2 separate regions of the Homo sapiens genome follow, and region 1 is linked to region 2. Evidence: chromatin loops called from intact Hi-C (ENCODE). Cell type or tissue: heart left ventricle. All regions are shown on one strand. Each heading gives the region's core, and the rest is flanking DNA. Links, peaks and the distances in the headings are about the cores only.

Region 1 (10,924 bases), core at 2,418-7,417, 64 kb after region 2:
ACTGTGAGTTCCTCAAGAGTAGAATTTTGTTTCATTCAATTCTATGTTCCTAACATTTAGTGTGCCACCTAGCACATAGTAGGTGCAGGAAAATGGTTAGTTAGATGGTTAATAAATGGTTAGTTAGATGGATAGCTGAATGGATGACTGGGTAAATTAAAAAACAAATGAATGAATAAATGAGCAAATAAATAAAAACACAAGTGAATACATGAATTCAAAAGTGGAGAAATAAATATACATGAACAAATGGACCAATGAATAAACCACATGTCTGTTCCCCACAGGTATGTATATATGCATACATATATATTAATACATCCTTCACAACATGTTATTCATTTTAAAGCACTTTCCCCCACATTAAAATTCATTTTTAATATCCTTGGGAAAGGTACCAGTAAATTCCGAGGTAATTCACTAGAGGAGACTCAGGGATCAGAGTAGCATTGTCCACTGGTGGGGGGCAATGTTACATTACCTCTTGGGGATTGACCATGATGGGTTTATTGCTGAAGTCCCCCCACAATCAAGGACGTGCTCCCCATTTCAGCCCTGAACAACTCCTTGGCTTATTGGATTGGAGCCTCTTAAGATAACTATTGAATTCCAACAAGATGGTTCAGAACATGACCATGGCCATCTGTGTATGCACTTAGTCCCTGACATCTGCCTTCCCCCAAGGATAATGAGTTGAGAGGTCCAAGGCCCAAAGATTGCAGGAACTTCAGCTTCAGTGAAGCCTAAATTTACATACCAGAGCATTGTGATTCAGGGAAGTGCACAGGGCACACAAAGTACAGCAGGTCTTGCTCCAAATCCTCGCTCTGGCCCTCCTGTGCTGCATGGCTAGCATGACCTCCGTGAGCCTCAGTTTGCTCAGTAGCTGAGTGAGGATAATAATACCTATGAAGAAGGCACCTGTGATAGGTGCTTAATAAAGTCCAGTTTCTTTCCTGCCCAATAAAAAAAAATTGAAAATAGTAGTAGTTGAAGGAGAGAAGCTTCTCTTTGATATGAGGCCCTTGGCATTGACCACCGAAGATGAGGCTCCAGAAGGGCACTGATTCCACTTGAGTGGAATGTTGGCAACGCTGAATCCCACCAACAGCCCCGTCGTTTCTCCAGCAGTCATTCTGGGGTTCCTGCCTCATCTCCCAAGATAGCCTGTGGCTACCATCAGCTGCAAGGAACTGCCCTGCTGAGCAATTAATAAGCAATGAAGAGTGTCACCTGGATAAGTATTAAAAACAAGGAGATGAGACACCTTGGCTCTCATTTCAGCATAAAGCCTGTTCTGCCATCCTTGTCTCCCAAAGGTCAAGATCTTGCTTTAGAAAGTGAGAATTTAGTAAGAATGCTGTGTCCTCGGCACTGCTCACCTGTGTCCAGCAGAGGTGACTGGAAATGAGGCTCCCAGAGCACTGTTTCTGCAGAGAAAATCCAGCCATCAAACCTATGTTGGCCTAAAGAAGCATCTCAATCCTGGCGGGGGCGGGGGGGGGTCCTTTTTCAGAACAAGGTTGTCAAAGCCAGGAAGGATTGCTAAACAGCAGGGTGTCCCCATGAGAGCAGAAGGGCTCAGGAGTCATTCAGATCTGATCCAAGCTGAGCAAACGTGGACAGGTCACACTAGCCAGGCTAGCATGAGGTGTTGACCTTGAGAAGAGAGTGCCTCCTTAAATTTTGCACCCTAAATGTCTCACTTGCTTAACCCTAGTCCTGGGTCATAGAATCTTAGCTTCCTCGTCTATAAGGAAACTTCCCTCGTGTATCATGTGGGAAGATGATAATACCTAATAATAGTTAAGGTTATTAACATTATTATGTTCGCTTTACCCAAATTAACTGATTTAGTCCTCATGAGGCTATAAGGTAGGTATGATGATTATCTTCTTTCGGAAAACAGCCAAAGTGAGGAGCTGTGCTATTCAATAGTAACTTGCTAATATTCTCACATCTAGTGGCTGGCAGGCTGAGATTTGAACCATGGGAGACTGGCCCCTGCGTCCAGCCTCATTACCACCATGCTACACCAGCCACAGTGCAGGGTCTGTGTGAGAAGAACAACATGGTTGACATAGACAAGAAAACAGTGCAGGGGAGAGACACTTTGCTAATAAACTGAGGTGGTGCTCAGTCACCCACATAACATGTAACTGGGAGGATCCAAGGTGACTTCAACCCCAAAGACCCAGCACAGGCAGGAACAGTCCTGGCATGCTCTGCTGCAGCAGATTCTGGTCCTGGGGTTTCCTGGGCGATTGACTTCTCTTCCAGGGCTACCATCCTGACATCATTAATCCAGGCCCTGTGTGGCTCTCATAAGGTTCATTCACATGCATATTAGATAATACCTGTTAGTGATGCCCATTAATTAAGCAGAGCAAGTTGTTTATAATTAACTTGAGAAATTTATGGCTTCAGAACACAATACAGGAGCTGATATAAACACATTAAGTGCCTACAGCAATGCCAAGTTTAATTGCTTTCAAGAAGAATCATTGATATTAATGCCGCAGCCATCGCTAGCCATGTTTGACAGCAGCTTGTAAATTCTTCAGTCCTATGAGCCAACAACACCCCAGGTTATTTGGAATGGGAAACATCAACCCTGGCAAACTGTTCATGATACAGTGCTAAGTGAAAAAAGTAGGCTTGAAAACTGTATGCGGTGCCTTTCCAATTTAGTGAAAAATATTTTTTTGTATATGTATTTCCTCCTACTCTGACATATATACATATTTTTATGAATATGTATAAGTATAAATATATTTCCTTTTAGTACAAGAAATACAAAAAATGAAAAAATTACATATGATGTACATATAAAAAATACATAAATAAGTGACAGTGGGTTTTTCCCATCTGATGGAATTACTTACTATTTTAATATTTTCTTTATGACTTTTTATATTTTCCAAAAATTTTATAGGAAGAATTTATTACTTTATGCCAAGAAAAAAGTGAAGGGTTAAAGGATAGAAAAAGAAAAGGAAAAAAAGAATAGATTTTTCTTTTCCAAGCAAATTGCTTTTTGAAAGGTAAGCAGACCCTTCTGTAATAATTGTATGTGCTACTTGGTTGGCATTTTAAGATGCTTTTTATTTTTGTAAAATAAAATTTTGAAAATAGCAAAGTAAATGCATCATTTTCACAAACGTGATTCTCATTGTGGGGCTATGCCTGCGCTCGTTGTACAATTAGGGAAGAAATGCAGCACCCTTCAATTTTTAAAAATATCAGCTCCCGAAAATACTGCAAGAGGCCGTTGGCAGAACTCCCATACTGCGGGTGCCTGCATGTTCAGGATAAAACATAACAGCCAGTCATTCTGGACAAGGATGAATTCTCAAAGGACTCATTGAATAAACCTCCTGTTGACAAGCCTGTATACTTAGAAGAGGGGTGAGAACCCATCCTTGCCAAATGATTCATCTTCCCAAAATGTCACAAGTGAAGAAAAGGGACATTTAGCTAAAAGCTGCAAATGCCCTTTCAGAAAATGCACTCCCAGAATGTCAGAGGTATCCGACCCAACCTGCTCCTTCCCCAGCCAAGAGGAAGTGCTGAGATCCCGTGGGGTCACTTGCTAGCCAGAGACAGTGCTCACTCTGAACACAGATAGGCTCCCCTTTTTGTTAACATTTAATGAACACCACTGACTCTGTGTCAGACAGTGGCCTCTTAGGCTCTTCTTAATAAAGATTTGTAAGCCCATGGTCTGGTGGTCCTTAAAGCATAGTCACTAGAATACTCATTTTGTTAGGTGCTCCTTGAAAATTCTCCCATCCGTTAAGTTTGGGAAACCCTGATTGTTCTTGCCACTCTTGGAGATTCCTAATGGTATCAGCTTATCAAAGTCTTGGAGGAGTCCCACAGTAAAGGAACTTGCTTATCTTTGTTTGATGTAGTGTTTCCCAGACTCATTTGAGCACAGAATGCTTTTGGTTCTGTAACATCTCTCAACATGTTAAACTAGTGTTCCTCAAAAGACAGTGGGACAAGTCAGCAATTCATTTAGTTTGAAGATGCAGAACAACTAAATTTGGAGCTGTACCAGCTGGGCAAGTTATTTCATCCATGTGGCATGCTGCCAGGCACAGGGTAAACCCTGAACAAACATTGGTTTGATTAGTTGAATCAGAGGAGACAATTAAAACCCAAATCAGTGAAGTAATGAGCTCAATTGCAAACTCACAATCCAGGCCATTTTATTTTTATAACACATGCCAACATTCCAACATTAAAGTAAAAATGCTATCTGTAAATCTTTATTCATTCAACAGTGAGTTCACTCTCTTACTTGAATTAGAAACATAGAACTGTGGACCTGGATCATCCAATCTACCCCTCACTTTACAGGTGAAACTGATGCTTACTTAAGCCACATGATTTGTCTGAGGTCACAGACTATTAAGGGGGTCCAGGATTTAAGTCTTGCAAGTCTAAATTTGGGTAATTCTCAGTCTCTGACCTCCCACCCATGCTCTCATTACCCTCCACACTGCCACTCTGAGGTGACATAATGCAGCGAAACCAACAGGACATTCAAAATGAGGCAGATTTGGATTTAAACTCTGGCTCTTCAAACCAGCAGCAGAGTGACATTGGGCAAGTGGCCTAACCTCTTTGTGCCTCAGTTTCTCCATCTGTTAAATGGGAATCATAACTCACTTCACGAGCTATTGAGAAGATAGAATGAGATAATGCATGAAAAAGATCACTGTCCTAAACTCAGTGGGTGTGGGAGAAATTTTATCCCCTTGTTTCATACTATTTTGAAGAGCTCTTGATTCCTTTTTCTCCTCAGAATGAAAACCCAAGTTTTCTCTGTAGCTGTTTGTCACTCTGGATGGTCCTTTATATTTGAACAACAAGAACCTTTCAATATCAATAGAAGGAAACAGAATTAATAAGTGAATTGCTTGTTGATGAAAAAATAATGTTGAATTCTAAGGGTGTGAGACCGAGAAAAAGAGAATGTGTGACTTATCCCACCCTGGGCTCTGTTTTCCAACAGGGCTTGTAGATATAGAAAGCAGGTCACCTCATATGGAGGGACCAAGAGCCATCTTTTGACTGTTACCTTGTCGTTTGCTCTAGCCCAGTGGGACAGCCTTACTAATGGGTTCTAACGTGGACATAGGCAGGGCCACTGGTGCAGGCAGCAGTGCATTTCCCTAGAAGAGTCATTAATTTAAGGCTGGCAGAGGGCTTGCTTCTCCTGAGAGCCAGGCAAGACTTGGAGCATTTTGCAGACAGCTGGGCCATGAGCAGGCCTTACCAAACTCTCTGGCTACAGCACAAGAAGCATTTATTTATCTGGCTCCTTTGAGACAGGCATCTTACTTTCGACATGCAAAGAGGCAGCCTCCCCTCCACAGTCCCCTTGTCATCCCACCCTCTCCATGCCTTTACTCCAGGCCTCATCTCTCATTCGGTCCATTGTGCCAACCTCTTAACTGGCCTTCCACCTCCTATCTAGCCCCTTTCCTGTTGATTCTCTGCAGCCAGAGCCATTTTTCCAACTGCTGACCTGCCACCAATGGCTTCCTATGGTTTCTAGAAAAAAGTCCAGAGACCTTACTCTGACATTTGGGATTCTCCAAATCTGGCCAGTGTTCCTTTAGCCTTACTGGAAATTCCTCTCATATGTGCCTCCTTTCCTCCAATCATACTGAGCTTCTTGACATTTTTTTTTTCTATTTCATACCCTGTTATTTTAAGTCTCTAAGTCATTGCAGTGGCTATTTTTTCTGAGTGGCATTTTCCCCTTCTTCTTCATATTCAATACTCAGTTCAAATGTCATCTCTTTGATTTATTCTTCTTATACTCCCTAAAATTAATCATCCTCTCCCTTGGATTGTCACACCACTCTCTTCATACTCTTTATGAACAATTGTAAAAATTTCCATTTCCCTCTCCAGATTATGAGCTCCTTTGGTGCTGGGCCTGTGTTTATTCATTTCATCATTCCCTGTGCCCAGCTCAGTGACTGCTCAATAAAGGAATGGATTAGTGGATGGATGGGTGGATGGATGAGTAGATGAATGGATGGAAGAAAGGAGGAAAAGAAGGAATAAAGGAAGGAAGGAAGGGAAGGAATGTGGGAGGGAGGGAAGAAGGGAGGGAGAAAGGATTAGTGAGTGACTATGTAGATATGGTAGAGAGAATGTATCCCACATAGATTTAAATGCTGGAGTACAGTTAAGAACAACAGTTTTGACTGCAGTGGGGAGGTTGCAGCTGATGTTGTGATAAAACAAAAGGAAGTTGAAATATAAAATAGAAAAGCAAGCTTGTTTCTTCCCCCTGGAGAGCTCTGGGCTTTGGAGAAGTCATAGGAATCACAGAGGAAAAAGAGAAAAGGAAGTCATTCTCTCCCTGCCAAGACTCAGGGGACAGAAAGCAAGGAAGGAATCAGGCTGGAAGAAAACCATTGCAACAGAGAGGGTGAGTAAAAGTCTAAACCACAGAGACAAATTGTGCATTTTGCTACCCAAGTCACAAATATTCTCCTCTAGCACCGATAAGTGCTCTGGAGAACTCCTTGTGTCTAAGCATCACTGAGAGAGAATTCTGTGATTTCCATAGAAGCAAGTTACACCTGTGGGTGCAGGTAACATTGGTTGATTAATTTGTTTGTTAATATCTTTCTCAAACACTGACTGTTTGCAAGTGGGAGCTCTGGGTTGAGTGGAAGGCCTTTCTCCTCACACGAATGGAGCTTTGAGCTGAGAGAAGCAACCCATCTTCCCTGACAGTAGGACCTGAAGAGTCGAACACAACACTGTAACTGTGCTTCACTCATCCACCTGGAATACTAGGTATTGAGACACTGAGAGTGGAGATCTCACTCCAATTCTAAAGAATTAAAACAATAAAATGGGACTTGAGACAAGGAATTTATTTACAAAGTGTTTCCTGGCTATTGAGAGAGGGACATGCTTGGGCCAGACAGATTCGGTAGCTAAAGGACTTAGGTGTTTTGGATCTGTAATTAAGAGACCCAACACAAACCCTAATTTCCAGCCTTTCAGATCTGGGAGGAAAGGGATTTTGATAAAGACCCCTGGCCTCTTTATTGTAGAATTCATTAGTTCAACTAAACACTTATGAAACATTAACTGTTTGCCAAGAATTGATTAGGGCACTGGGAGCCCCTGCTCTCGGGGAGCCCTGTGGGAGAAGGGTGTGCCAACAGCCAGTGTCATGTCATGTGGCCAGGGCTCTGATGAGGGTATGGATGCCAGCAGCTGGGGCGCACGGGGTGAGATGAGGGTGTGTGCCTCATATTATGTGGGAAATCATTAAAGGCTTCACAAAGGAGGAAGGCTTAGGAGGAGGAGAGTTTACCAGAGGAACAAGAGGAAAAGGGTGTTCCAGGCAGATGGATTAGAGGCTGGGGGAAGATCAGCACAAAAAGACCAGTAGGGAGTGTGGAAACAATCTGGATGTGAGATGCTGGGAGGAAGTGTACTGGAATGATTGCAGCAGGAGTGGAGAGAGGAGGACGGATTGGAAATACTTTTAGGAGATGGAATTGGCTGGGCTGGATGATTGATGGGATGTGAGATATGGCCCAGGCAGAGTCAAGGATGGACTTTTGTTTCCAACTTGCATGACACTTGCACAGTGATGGGAAACCAGTGCGGAGGATCAGACTTAGGGGCAATACAGAGAATGCAGATTTGAGTGTGTGAGTTTGCTGAGTCTTGGAGGACCTTCAGGAGGAAGTAGCAGGATAAATTGATCTGGAGTTGAGGACAAAGGGCAAAATGGAGACACAGGCTTGGGAGTAATCCATGGGCAGATGACAGCCATTGGGAAATACGTCAGGCTCTGATGATGTCCTGTGAGGTCAGCAACCACGAGTGGGGAGGTTGCAAGGCCTGGCGCACAAAAGCCTTCGTTTCTGCTGGTCCATTTCTTCAAGTGTGTGTTTGTCAGGCCACCCTGCTGCCATTGCCACTGCTGTCACCCACCTCCCCTGCCTCTTGCTGCCCTGGCCCATCCCTACTCTGAGTGGCCACAGCATAGTCAGAGCCGAAAGATAAAAAGATGGCAAACAGAGCTCAGGTGGCCAGTGTCAGCATTGCAATGGCAATGCAGAGGAGCTCAGGCAGCCTGAACAATGGGGCCACTGTGTCACAGGCCTCCTGGGTGGAGGGGCTAGAAGTGGCCTGCTGCCAACTGCTGAAGGAGGTTTCTTCTGTCATTGAGGCGTTCAGCATGGCAGGATTTCTGAACTGGAGAAAGAATGAGTCCTTCACCATGGGTCTGAGGGCTGCAGGTGGCTTTTCCCATGTATTGTTTCAAAACACACTGTGGGCAAAGTGTGGCAGGAGAGAAGCCAGCCTGCTTCCTGCATCCTCTCTTCATGGGTTTCATTTCACTCTCCACAGGAAGACCCAGGCAGCAAGGGCTGGGGGCTTCTGTGCCAGGAGTTGTGGGCCCAGAAAAGGCTGGCACTAGGGGAGCGGGGGACCCAAGGGACATTTGCACTGAATCCTGATGGCCCTGCCTCTCTAAGATTCAAGATGCTCCCATCTTCTGGGTGTCCAAAGCCGAGGTGGCAGGAGGGAGGCCTGGGCATGTGAAGTGGAAGCCTGTGCCCTCATCCTTCCTTCAGCTTTCCCACAAGGGGGACCACTAAGGCCAGCCCTGGGAGGTGTGATTTCCAGCCCCTGCCTCTGTATGTGGAGCATAGATTCCTTAAAGCAATTTCAGATGTGTGTTCGTCAGACTGAATCAGTTTTCTTTGTTCAACTTCAGACACATTGCCTACTACTTCTTGGAAGAGATTGTTGCTTGAGAAGAAAAACTACTTCAGTTAGGAACAAGCTTTGCTAAGATTTGTTGAATTTACCTGTCCTAAAAAACAAAAACAAACAAAACACACACACACACACACACACACACAACTAGCTATGGATGACAACTCCTTTGGCATCTCCCAGGCAGGTAAGGCACACCGAGCCTAAGGGACATGCCTCTGGTCCCTGCTGGTGATTGTCAGAGCAGGCCACTGAACGCTGTTAACCACTGTGATGGTTAATACTGAGTGTCAACCGTATTGTTCCTTCAAGAATTTAGGGTGTGTGTGCCTTCACTCACCCCACCTTCTATTCACCCCACCATGAACCTTAAAGACACAGGCACCCACATATCCCACAGAGGATACAATGGCCTAGAATTGTCTATTGGCCTGGCCAGGATGGGCTCTGGGGGCTGGACCAGGTGGAAGGCAGGATAGAGGCTGATTGTATTAGTCAGGGTTCTCTAAAGGGACAAGACTAATAGATAGATGTATATATGAAGGGGAGTTTATTAAGGAGTGTTGACTCACGATAACAAAGTGAAGTCCCACAATAGGCCATCTGCAAGTGGAGGAGCAAGGAAGCCAGTCCAAATCCCCAAACCTCAAAAGTCGTAGGGAAGCCAAGAGGTCAGCCTTCTGTCTGTGGCTGAAGGCCTAAGAGCCCCTGGAAAACCACTGGTGTTAGTCCAACAGTCCCAAAGCTGAAGAGCTTAGAGTCCGATGTTCGAGGGCAGGAAGAATCCAGCATGGGAGAAAGATGAAAGCCGGAAGACTCAGCCAGTCTAGTCCTTCCGTGTCTTTCTGCCTGCTTTATCCTAGCAGTGCTGGCAGCTGATTAGATTGTGCTCACCTAGATTGAGGGTGGGTCTGCCTCTCCCAGTCCATTGACTCAAATGTTGATATCCTTTGGCAACACTCTCACAGGCACACACACCCTCAATACTTGAAGGAACAGTACGGTTGACACTCAGTATTAACCATCACAGTGGTTAAGAGCGTTCAGTGGCCTGCTCTGACAATCACCAGCAGGGACCAGAGGCATGTCCCTGAGGCTCGGTGTGCCTTACCTGTCTGGGAGATGCCAAAGGAGTTGTTATCCATAGCTAGTTGTGTGTGTGTGTATGGTTTCTTTTTTTTTTTTTTTTTTTTTTTAAGGACAGGTATATTCAACAAACCTGGGGTAAAGCAGGTGGATCTACTTCCTGTCTACACACACCCTCCTGCCTCCCTGCACCACACATACACACAGTCAGAAGCTGCCACCATTGGGCTCCCTTAACAAGTAGGGCTCCAGAGTACAATACAAGTTAAAATCTAAGATCGAGGAGGGGCAGCTTTTATGGGCTCTTACTGTGGGGCAGACACTTTGCTGTGGTATTTTACACCTTATTTATCTTTCGCAGAATTCTCTGCAGGGCAAGGATTCAGAGAGGCGAAGCTACTTGCCCAGAGTCACTCAGCTAGTAAGTGGTGGAGCCAGGATTTAAACTGTTCACTTAAGTGAACAGTTGAGGTCTGGTTCCCAGTGATAGCCTCTTGCTGTCTCCCCATGCTGCCTCTGACAGAGCGTGACCACAACTGTGCACTTTGTCTTTGTCTGACCTCCTGCAGTCTTGGCTCCAGCCACACCTGTGTTTATCTGGCTGACTTGCTTTCAGCGCAAGCAAGATTTCTAATGTTCTCTCTTCCTTCTTGGATTCCTGTCACTCTTAGTTTTCAAGTCAGCTCAGTATCCAGAGTGTTGTCCTCAGAACTCCCCCTTTAGCTAACTCCCTGTCCCGTACCGTTTCTGATGAACTGGTGATTTCTCTGACTCTGTCTTAGACATTATGTTCACTTTCCACTTTCCAGCTACCAGTTCTCCACTTAGTTCAGGGTCATATTCACAACTGTCCTCTCCATCTCCAGCTGGAGGAAGCTGGCACTTACCCAGGGGCTGACCTGGCAAGTGTCTCAAGTCTGTGTCCTGTGTGGGTTTAGGACACAAGTCAGCTACCAATGGCTGTTTGTTTTTCCATGTCTGAAGAGAAACACCTTGGGGTAATGGGATAGCTGCTGAGTCAGGGCTCCAGTGCTGGGTGAGAAAGTTCCCTTTGGAC
Region 2 (10,924 bases), core at 1,958-6,957:
TTAGCTGTGGCACGGTGGAATTGACCACCTGTGCTGGTTAATTTTATGTGTCAATTTCGCTGGACCTTGGTGTCCAGCTAATTGGTCAAACATTATTCTGAATGTTTCTATGAGCGTGTTTTTTTTGGATGAGATGAACATTTAAATCCATGGACTCTGAGTAAAGCAGATTGCCCTTCATTATGTGGGTGGGTTTCATCTAGCCCACTGAAGCCTTTAATAGAACAAAGATCGACTTCTGCCAGCAGAGGGATTGTGCCAGCCGACAGCTTTGGACTTGACCTGCAACATGGGCTCTTCCCTGGGTCTCCAGCCTGCCAGCCCACCCTGCAGATCATGGATTTGCGTGACTCCATAATTGTGTAGGCAGTTCCCTTCACTATCTCTCTGTATAGATACACATCCTATGGGTTCTGTTTCTCTGGAGAACACTGACTAATACAGCTTCTAACACAGGGATGATTAACAGAATGGATTCCAGGGCCTTAAAAAAAAAAAAGTATGAATTTTAATGATCAACTTAAAAGTTATATTTTTCACCTTTTTATTGTAGTAAAATATACATAACGTAAAACTTACTATTTTTTTCCTTTTGCCATTCATTTTATGCAATTTATTAAAAGAATCATTCATTCAAAAATTATTTATTAACTGTCCTGCTATGTGCAAGGAATCTATAAGAGGTGCCAGGGTTAGAAAAACAAAATAAACACAAAAACAAACGTATGGTCTATGACCTCAAAGACGCACCATGTGTAGTCAAGGAAGACAAAAAACATATGTAACAAACCTGCATGTTGTGCACATGTACCCTAAAACTTAAAGTATAATAATAATAAAATAAAAAAAAGAAGATGAATAATTCAATAGAAACTAAACGGAATGATGCACATGAAAACTTACTACTTTAACCTTTTTTTTTTTCGAGACACAGTCTCGCTCTGTTGCCCAGGGTGGAGTGCAGTGGTGCGATCTCGGCTCACTGCAACCTCTGCCTCCCAGGTTCAAGCGATTCTCCTGCCTCAGCCTCCCAAGTAGCTGGGACTACAGGCGCCACCACACCCAGCTAATTTTTTGTATTTTTTGTAGACATGGGGTTTCACTGTGGTAGCCAGGATGGTCTCGATCTCCTGACCTCGTGATCCGCCCGTCTCGGCCTCCCAAAGTGCTGGGATTACAGGTGTGAGCCACCGTGCCTGGCCTATTTTTAACCATTTTTAGGTGTATAGTTCAATGGCACTAATTTAAGGACATTCACATTGTTCTGCAATCCACCTCCACACTCATGTCATCTTTGCAAACTGAACTCTGAACCTATTAAACAATAACTCCCCGTTTCTTTCTCCCCTCCAACTCCTAGCCTTTCTAGTCTCTGTCTGTATGAATTTAACTACACTAGGTCCCTCATATAAGTGGAATCACACGGTATTTTTCCTTTTGTTACTGGCTTTTTCCCCTGTGCAAAATGTCTTTAAGATTTATCCACGCTCTAGCACGTGTCAGAACAGAACAACTATTAAGCTGGGTTCCTCGAGCAATTTTCTAAACTGCTTGAGTCATCTCATCTGTAAAATGGGAATTGTAAGAGTATCAGCCTTATGGGGTTCAATGAGTTAGTATGTAGAAAGTACTTGAGCAGTAGCTGGCTCATAGTGAGTGCTCAATAAATGCAGCCTGCCATTATTAGGTTCCTCTCTGATCTGGTGCCAAGGGTCCTTTTTCAAGATCTGCTGCCCTGCTCAGAATGGTACTCTCTGGCCATCCCACATCTCGCACCTGGCACATGGTTTTCTCAATGAATATTTGTGACATGAATGTACACATGGAACTTATTCTCTCCCGGGCTGTGACCCTGGAGGGTCAGATGAGGGACAAAATCTCTAAGCTGTGACAGGGAGTAAAATAGAGCTCTCTTAAGTACCACAGTCACTTAAACTTCAACAGTTTTCAATATGGTACCTAAACCCCAGTAGCAGTAAGCTAACAATTTCACGTCAGGATGAAATAGGAAGCAACATTGGTCTACAACTTGGAGTTGATGGCCAAGTACAGAGTTTAAGACCTTTGCTACTTGTTGGGAGTACAACCTTGAAGTACTTATCTCCCCTGAAAAACCTTAGTTTCCTCATCTGTCAATGTGGATTACAAGCTCTACTTCCCAGGGCTGCCATGAGAACTTCGCATGAGATTCTGATGGAACTCACTTTGTACATGATGCTGCGCCACAAGGGCCACCCTCTTCCTCAAGTCCCTGCCTTGCTCGGGTGGATCTCAGCTACCAGGGAGCAGCACACCATTTGCAGTTTGGATTCCATTTCCTCTTGACTCTTCTTTTCATTATAAACATGATAAAAGTGAGAGAGACAGATGGCAAGACTTGATTCACTTTTACAAAATGTTTTTATGGTGTGAATGTAAAGCTGAAAATGAGGGGAACGAGAAGCTTTCTCGTTCCCCTCAATATCAGGGGAGTTGGGGAGGTGGTGAGCCCAGTGGGGAGGTTTTGGCCTCCAGGGGAAAGCTAATTGCCCATGGCTTGAGCAGTGCTCCCTGCCACTCGTCTACCACTCTGGACACCCTAGGACATCACTGTCAGTGAGGAGAGACAGAGAGCAGATAGACTTTCTCCTTAAAGCACCTTCCCGAAGGGACACTCAAAGTCAGACACTGGTCACTTACTGGCCGATGGCTCTGGGTTGGACCAAATGACGCTGCCCTTTCCAGCACAGTGAGGCAATGTTCTCTGGCTGAAGCCAGGGCAGCACAGAGTGTGCCTGAGTTCCTCTCAACATTTGATTAAGGCCAGGCTTTCCCAGCATGGCACAATCGACATCTTGAGCTGGATAGTTCTTTGTTGTGGGTGCTGTCCTTTGCATTTTTGTATGTTTAGCAGCATCCTTGGCCTCTACTCACTAGATACCAGTAGCACCCTCCCCATTCCAGTTGTGAAAAACAAATCCCCCCAGCGGCTGGCAAAACTGCCCCTTATTGAGAACTACTGGGGTGCCCCAGTAGTTGGCACTACTGATTGGGGTGCCCATTGTCTGCCCTTCTCGTGGGGCTGGACAAGCCAGATGGAATAGGCAGAGAGTTACCTGGCAGCCCTTTGCTGGGGATCTTTTGTCTACTCTCCACTCTGGATCAAGGAGCTCCACTGGCCTCTGACTTCTGGTTGGCTTTGGCCAGTGAGGAACACAGGGAGGAGATCCAAGGAAGGACAGAGGGCGAGGTCAAGGTATTTGTTCCCCCACTTCCTCCCTGCAGGTTTGAGGGTGTGGCTGCCTCCCTTGCAAAAGGCCACCTCTCCGTTTTAGTGGCCTGCTCCAGGTTCTGGGACCCGCTTCTCTCTTAGCCGCATCAGGCCTGGGGGTGCTAACAGCTCCTTCTCTCCCACTGCTGCCAGCCCCAGGGTGCTGCATGCTTTGGTCAGTTACCTCCACCCTGTCTTCACCTTTCTGAATTTCTCTAATTACTACATTTGAATGTGCCGTCTGCTTGCTGTTGAAACATAACTGATTTTTACAAACAAATGTTTATTTTTCTTGCATTAGTTCATTTGACCATTCATTTCTTCAACACATTATTTTTCATATCTACCTATCCTGGGCCAGGCATGATGCCAGGTACTGGGGACACAGAAATGGATCAGACATCATTCCTGCCTGAAGGGAGCTTACAGTCTTCCTGCGGAATAAGACAGGAGGATGGTGATAGTCCGAGACCTGGTGCTCACGTGCTCTATGAGATGTCTGGTAAAGCCCTGGGGAGGACACAGGAAGAGTATGGCCTAGGGAGCCTAGTGACCCAGGGGAGAAGGTACTGGATCTCCTGCAATGATGACACATCATCAGGTGGTTCTACGAGGACGTCTCCAGATCACAGCAGCGCCTCCTAGGCAGAGACACAAAGTCTGCAGGCTCCTCTCTCCAGGCCCTGGGGACTCTCTCTGGGGAGGAGTAAGCTATGCACATTCAAGCCAAGAGCCTTCTTGCCAGGGCTCCAGAGCTCACTCACCCTGAGGCCCTCCCCTCTTTGGCTATTTGAAATTCCTGACTGATGCTGTGAAGAAAGAGAACATTCCAGCACAGAGAAGTCTTTCCCCGCAGCAGCTGCCAAACAGGCTCTTTGCCGAGGTACCTCCCTGCTGCCTGCCAGCCAGCCATATTTCAAAGGTCACAATTTCCTCCCTGTGGTTTTCTACAGAGCTAAAGTCTCCAGGACCCTGAAATAAATTAAAATATTGATTGATTCTTAATATTCTCTCAAATCTCTCAAAATCTCCAGGTCTTATATAAATCAGTGTGCCGGTTCCAGGGACTTATTCAATAATCTGCAAAGTATCCTGGTAATTACTTTTGGGCTGACCCCATGGCAGAGGGAGGCCACCTTTCCATCATTTTTAGGGCCCTGGGTACAGTAGCTGATCAGAGGACTCTCATTTCTTATTTTACTTACTGAACCTCTTCAACACAGTGCCTTGGACAGCACGAGGCAGCCCACCTGCTGGAACGAGTCTGTCGGGCAGACCTGGGTCAGGAACTTGCCTCTCTGCTGCCTCTTTGCTGCCCTGCCTCATTCTGCTTCTCCCCTTCACCCCTCCCACCTCATCCCCTGCCTTTTACTCCAGGGTCCTTAGCTTTTTAGTTCAAGGACAAGGCAAGGATAGTTCAGAAATTAATTTAATAACACTCCATTTCTTCAGATTAAGTAGAGAGCTTGTCTTATTGGGGAAAAGCTGTCTGAAAGCCTCAAGCACATGGGACTTTCTGATGCTGCCCAAGGCAGCTGCCTGGATTTCAGGAGCGAGGGTGGGATGGGAAGAAGGAGCGGGGAGATGGGCCATATGCCTCTCATAACAGCGCTCGTTTATGCTGCAGTAAGTAATAAAGTGACTTCAGCTCATTAGGGGCCAATGCAGTTCTCAAAGAAGGGAATGTGTTCCTAAGGAAGCTAGAGATGATGCCTTGTGTACGGTCCTCCCTATCTGACCCCAACCACACCTGAGCCTTGCATTCTGCTGCAGCATCCTCTAACATCCTCCTGTCCTGAACGCCAGACAGGTGTACGGCCAGCCACCCTGGAACACGTTTTGCTCTTTCACCATTCTTAGCCTTTGAATATAGTAGTCTCTCTATCTGGGATGCTTTGCTCCTCTTTCCCCCATCTGAAAAACTCCTGGTCATCCTTCAGAGCCTAGTTCAAGGCCAGGTGCGGTGGCTCACACCTGTAATCTTAGCGCTTTGGGAAGCTGAGGCAGGCAGATCATTTGAGGTCAGGAGTTCGAGACCAGCCTGACCAACATGGTGAAAGCCGATCTCTACCAAAAATACAAAAAATTAGCCAGTGTGGTGGTACATGCCTGTAATCTCAGCTACTCGAGAGGCTGAGACAGGAGAGTCACTTGCAACTAGGAGGCAGAGGTTGCGGTTAAAAAAAAAACAACCTAGTTCAAATGTGAACTCTTGTGGGGAACTCCCATACTTCCTGTGTTTTCCTCTGCAGCTGAGGATTCAGACAAACCTCAAAGGTATTTGCAGACATGTCTGCAGGTGTCTGGCTTCCCAACACCTTAGAGTAAAGCTCTCATGGTGACCTATAAGACCCCACGTCATCCACCTTTCATTATCTCTCTGGGCTCCAGCAACATTGACTGCCTTACTGTTCTTCAAACGCCGGCCACCATTGCCCCCCACCCCACCCAGGTTCCTTGCATATGCAGTTCCCTCTGCCTGGGATGCTGCTGTTCCCCACAGCAGAGGTGGAAGAAGCTGTTCTCACAGAGGGGACATGGAGGTCACATTTTAGGTCTCCAGGTGAGTGTGTTGCAGCAGGGGCAGGGTGTGGGGTTCTTCTGCTCGCTTCTGCTTGGTGCAGGATGAGCTTCAGGACACCAGTGGGGGCACCCTGTGGAGCAGAAGCAGAGAGAGCCACAGACCTTGAGACTTGTGGGGAAAGGGAAGGAGCCACCTGGGGCTCAAGAACTCACCTCGTGGCAGGCACACCCAAGACCTCCCCTGGGAGCCCAGAAGCATTCAGAGGGCACTTTGGAGTGGTTGTGAGCAGAAGGAAGTTACGACATAGTGAGGTCTGAGGTAGTACCGTCACTGGGACCCTATTCCTGCCCACAGGCTAGAGGAGGCAAAGAGTTTCCTGTTGTATTGACAGCATCGTCTTGGGTTACAAATAGATTTCACACGGAGACATATGCCTACCTGTTCAAAGTGGCTGAAGGGCTTCAGGCCAACATCATGGAAAACACTCTCCAACCAACCATCTCAAGCCTTTCTGGATTAGGACTGATATATTCAAGTTTATTTTCCTCAAACTGCTGAGTAGCAAATGAGAGAATTTTTTGGTAGGTCTTTGCATAGGCCCAAGCAGGTGGGGCTTGCAACCCTGTATCACAGGGTGGCGACACATACACACATGCACACACACATGCATACACATGCACCTGCACCATGGCAGGTAGGAGCCACAGGAGTGAGGCTGGTACTTCAGCCGATGGTGCCTTTCCTGTGGGGAACCATCTGTCCTTTTTCTTCTGCCAGCTGCAGCCAACTCTCTGGTTCTTCTTTTTCGTCCCACAGCTCCAAATTCTCAAGAGATGGGGTATGGATAGTGGTCATAATCTTATCCCTCCCCCCAGCATGGAAACTTAGGGTTCAAGACAAAATGTCTACTTTTTTGTTTTTACTTGAGAGCATCTGGGAGCTAGGCCAGCATACAGGCTTAGCGGGCTATAGCTAGAGCAGGGAGCTTCTCACCAGGTTAGTAGGAAGTGTTAGGATGAGATGAGGCTGAGACCCAAGGCCCAAGAGGAGGGGCTTAGGTGACTAATATGAGAAGGCCAGGAACAATGTTAAAACTGGCAGCAGACATGGAAATCAGAACCAGGGAGACAAGAGCAGGCATAGTGTCCACAGAGAAATTGAGGAGGCTCTAGGACAATCTCCTGGAATAGATACGGTATTTGTTGCTGACTTTCACAGACCTGCAAAAGTGTGATAAATAGGTGGGCAGCCTGGGTTTGAGGCATTGGGGTGGGATGAACAGTTAGCCTAGATGGTTGACTTCTACATGGGAATCAACTCCTTCTCCTTTCTTAGACTTGCCTTTACATAATTGTGTTAGGACAATCTTCATTCTTCTTGTTTTCTCTAAGGTAGTGAGGGATAATAATTACCAGAAATTTTATTTTCTGACGAGAATGGAGATCTGAATTTATCAATCGTTATTCATTTTTCACTTTTTTTTTTTTCTGAGGCAACAACTTCACTCTTATTCTACATCCCTTTTGAGGAGATTCCTTCGAGAACTTTCCTTTCACTCACTCCAGGGGATGTTGCAGTCCTAAACAGAGACTTAGAAAAGTGGAGTTCCAGCCCCTTCTCCATTAATTACTGGCTGTGTGACATTGAGTATGTCACTTACCCTCTCTGGGCAGTTTGGCTCTGTTATCTTCGAGGGCTTCCCAGCTCTGCTACTCTGGGATTCCCTAAGTCTGTCTTCTTTATGGATTAATCTCTAAGCCACAATGACACCTCCCTCCAGAAATGTCATTCCAAATGTTCACTGGTGAGCAGGTGTCTGCCCACAGACCCTGCTCCCCAGATGCTACCGGCAATTTGGGAACTATATTTTTAAAATCACCACAGATGGGAAGACTAAATTGAAATGCAACTTGGTTGAAAACGCTGCTTTTAGCATTTTAGCCCCATCCTTCATCCTTCATTGCATTCAACTTTTCAGATAGCTGCCCCCAATAGCCCATGATCTTTTTGATTGCTCAACAAAGTCTCCTGGAAAAGAGCTTCTGATCACTGCTAGCTCTGTGGCCTCTCCTTACCATCCCATAATTCTTGTTCTAATCCATTTCAGGGCTATTGAAGTCCCATATGATCAATGTTATGGCCTCTTTAACTGACTCTGCTATTTGCATAAACATGGGCATATTTGCTTTTTCATCATGCCTTAGAGGTCTGTAACAGTGTCAATGATCTTTCCTACTGTCTTAATTCATTTTGTGCTGCTGTAACAGAATGCCAGAGACTAGGTAATTTATAAAGAATAGAGATTTATTTCTTACAATTCTGGAGGCTGGAAAGTCCAAGGTTGAGAGGCCTGCATCTGGTGAGGGCCTTCTTGCTGTGTCATCACATGGTGGAAGGTAGAAGGGCAAGAGAGTGCATATGTGCGTGACAGAAAAAGAGAGAGAAGTGGGGGTGGACTCACTTTTTAATCAGGAACCTACTCCTGCAATAACTAACTCTTGCAATAATGACATTAATTCATTCATGAGGGCAGAACTCTCCTGACCCAGTCACTTCTTAAAGGTTCCATTGCTCAACATTGTTGCACTGGAGATTAAGTTTCCAACACATGAACTCTGGGGGACACATTCAGACCACAGTACCTACCATATCAGGCAGTAACTTTAATTTAAGTTCTAGGCTGAGCATGTTCATTTGCATACATCATCTTTTTATCCACACAGTAATGCTCTTCCTGCATCTATATTGCTACTTTCCTTTCCCACATAAAATTTGGGAACTATATTTTAAAAATCACCACAGATGGGAAGATTGTTTCCTGAAAACAGTCTTTTTTTTTCAGATAATATCTCCAGAATTGGGATGATTTTTCACCTTAAGCCTGCCCCCGACTTGTTGAATGACATGCCGTCTGGGTGTAGTGCTTGTCCTGGGGAGCTAGTATTGTCCTGGGAGTAGCCTGTCAGTGGGCAGAGCCTCAGGCGGGCTGGATGGTGAGCTGTAAGACAGGTCAGGAGGCAGGTGAGGGCTGGGGTGCAGGCATGGGATGGGATGCAGGTGTGAACAGCTTAAGAGCCAGGGCAGATGGGGTCAAGGCAGAAAGGGCTAGCTGGGAACTGGGAACGAGGAGGTGAATGGAGAAAGTCAGAATCAAGGGTGTTGGTAGCCAGGTTGAATCCAGAAGGTGAAGGCCTGGAACCAAGGCCAGCTACACCCAGTGCTGTATTGGGAACCCAGGCAACATGATAGCCTGGGACCAAGGAGAGAATTCTGGGGGTCTTGTATGCGACTGTGGAGACAAATTGTCAGAGTTTAAATCCTGGCTCTGCTCCTTATAGCTGAATGTCTGGGAGAAAATTATCTAAATTCTCTGTGCCTTGGTCTCCTCATCCGTAAATTGGATGACTATAATAGTGCCTTTCTTGTAGGATTGTTTAAGTGAGTTAAGACATGTAAGGTTCTTAGAAGTAGTACTTAGCCCATACTGGCATCAGATTCAGCTATTTTCTTTTAAAAACTGACCATTAGATCACTTTGCACATGGAGGATTCTGCCTCAAGAGGATGTTGCAGGCTCTGAGCAGCTTCTGATGCTGCTGTACGGGAGTGTATACCAACTCAGGGAAGGCCTGGCCTTGGTTAGCATGGTGCTGTGGTCCCAGTTCTTGCTGCTGCCATATGTTTGTTAGTGGGATAATTGAGCAACTGTCCATTTTTATTTTTAAGTTCTGATGGAAACGTGGAAATAAAAACACAGTATATTTCTGCAATAACCAGAGTGTGGGCTTTTGTGTTATCAGTCCTGAGTTCAAATCCCCTCTCTTCTATTCATTCATCATATGACATTTAGTAAGTTTTCACCTTTTTGAGTCTTGGTTTTCTTATCTACACAATGGAGATACCAACATGTATCTCACAGAATGAATTTGAGGTCCAAGATAAAGTCTGTAAAGCATCTGGCTTAATACTTCCTTTCTTCTGAAACAACTCCCATGTTGGCTGGGGCTATAGTCTCACCTGATGGTGCCACTGGAGAAGGATCCACTTCCAAGTTCACTCACATCGCTGTTGGCAGGATTCAGTTCCTCATGGGCCGGTAGGCTGAGAGTTCTTGGCTGGCTGGGGTCATTCTCCATTCTTTGCCATGTGGGTCCCTTCATAGGGCAGCTTACAACATGGCAGCTTGGCTTCCCTCAGGGTGAGCAAGATGGAAACCAGAGTCATTTTGTAACCTAATATTGGAAGTGATATCCCATCATTATTCATCAGCATCCCTCACTCAAGGTAGAGGGGATTTTACAAGAACGTGAACACCAGGACAGGGCATCACTGGGGCCATTTTGGAGGCTGCCATCACATTCTGAAACCTGTTTTCCCACACACATGTCCCAATACTTCTCTCTCCAAAGGCACCATTAGCCATAACCTCTGAGGCATTTGTCACTTCATCCCATCCCCTCCCTCAACCAGAGCCAAACTCCAAAGGCACTGAGTCTTTCAATCTTTGAGCAAGAAAATTATCTTAATAAGGGCTCTCAATATTCTATTTCTTATGTGAAGATTCTCTTTGTTCTTCCTAGAGCCCTCTAAAGTTTTGATTTCTTTAAACAGAGAAAGGGAAGCTTTTTTCTCTACCCATTCCCAAGAAAATGTAGAAGCCAAATTCTGTTTTAAATGTGTGACTTACTACTTGATATTTGACCTCTTCCTTCATCTTGTATTCAAGAAACTTGTAATTTCAGTAATGTTAAAGAGTCATGTCCTCTGACCTGACCCCAACGGGAGGGTGGCCCTACCATCCACTGCAAAGCTGAAACACATCTGACTAGGGTTTGCAGATTTCTTCTGCCAGGACTCACACTGGGCTCCAGCAGCAGTCAGGCTGAGAAGAAAAGAGTAAGAGATGCTGAGATGGAACAGCTGATAGCAAAGTGGGGACCAGTCTTAAGGAGAAGCAGAGAGTGGTGGGATGCAGTTAGACATAGGATGTCTGTAAACAATTAGACTTGGGACTCAGCGAGGAATCCTAGAGCTAACGATGTGTGTCATAATCCTAAATAAAAGGCAGTGGTCAGAGTTCAAAAGAAGTCAGAGGCAGTGGTAAAATAGCAGCTGGAATAATCCTGGAGACTTAATAAAGTACTGAGAGAT

The links. Hi-C counts contacts between places; a loop is a spot of excess contacts. Peaks named below come from ENCODE experiments on the same cell type or tissue, not always from the same donor. Only the 100,000 strongest peaks of a DNase experiment are listed, where the experiment ranks them.
Region 1: a loop joins it to region 2, with 2.1 times the contacts of the local background. A loop is called at or near these places in 2 of 110 quality-filtered maps.

The regions. Positions count from the first base shown.
Region 1 is chr11:11,208,041-11,218,964 of GRCh38, forward strand. No RefSeq gene overlaps it. Among named protein-coding and RNA genes, the nearest start is that of LINC02752, 98 kb to the left of the region's middle. In heart left ventricle, for the core only: no CTCF peak of the experiment used is centred there; no DNase peak of the experiment used is centred there.
Region 2 is chr11:11,144,294-11,155,217 of GRCh38, forward strand. All of the region lies in intron 3 of LINC02752 (long intergenic non-protein coding RNA 2752), which reads left to right. It overlaps LOC105376548 (a long non-coding RNA gene), which reads right to left. Exons shown (of 3, transcript XR_007062592.1): 2 at 9,791-9,960; 3 at 8,508-8,772. Among named protein-coding and RNA genes, the nearest start is that of LINC02752, 34 kb to the left of the region's middle. In heart left ventricle, for the core only: a CTCF peak has its summit at 3,888; a DNase peak (open chromatin) is centred at 3,978; H3K27ac peaks cover 861 bases.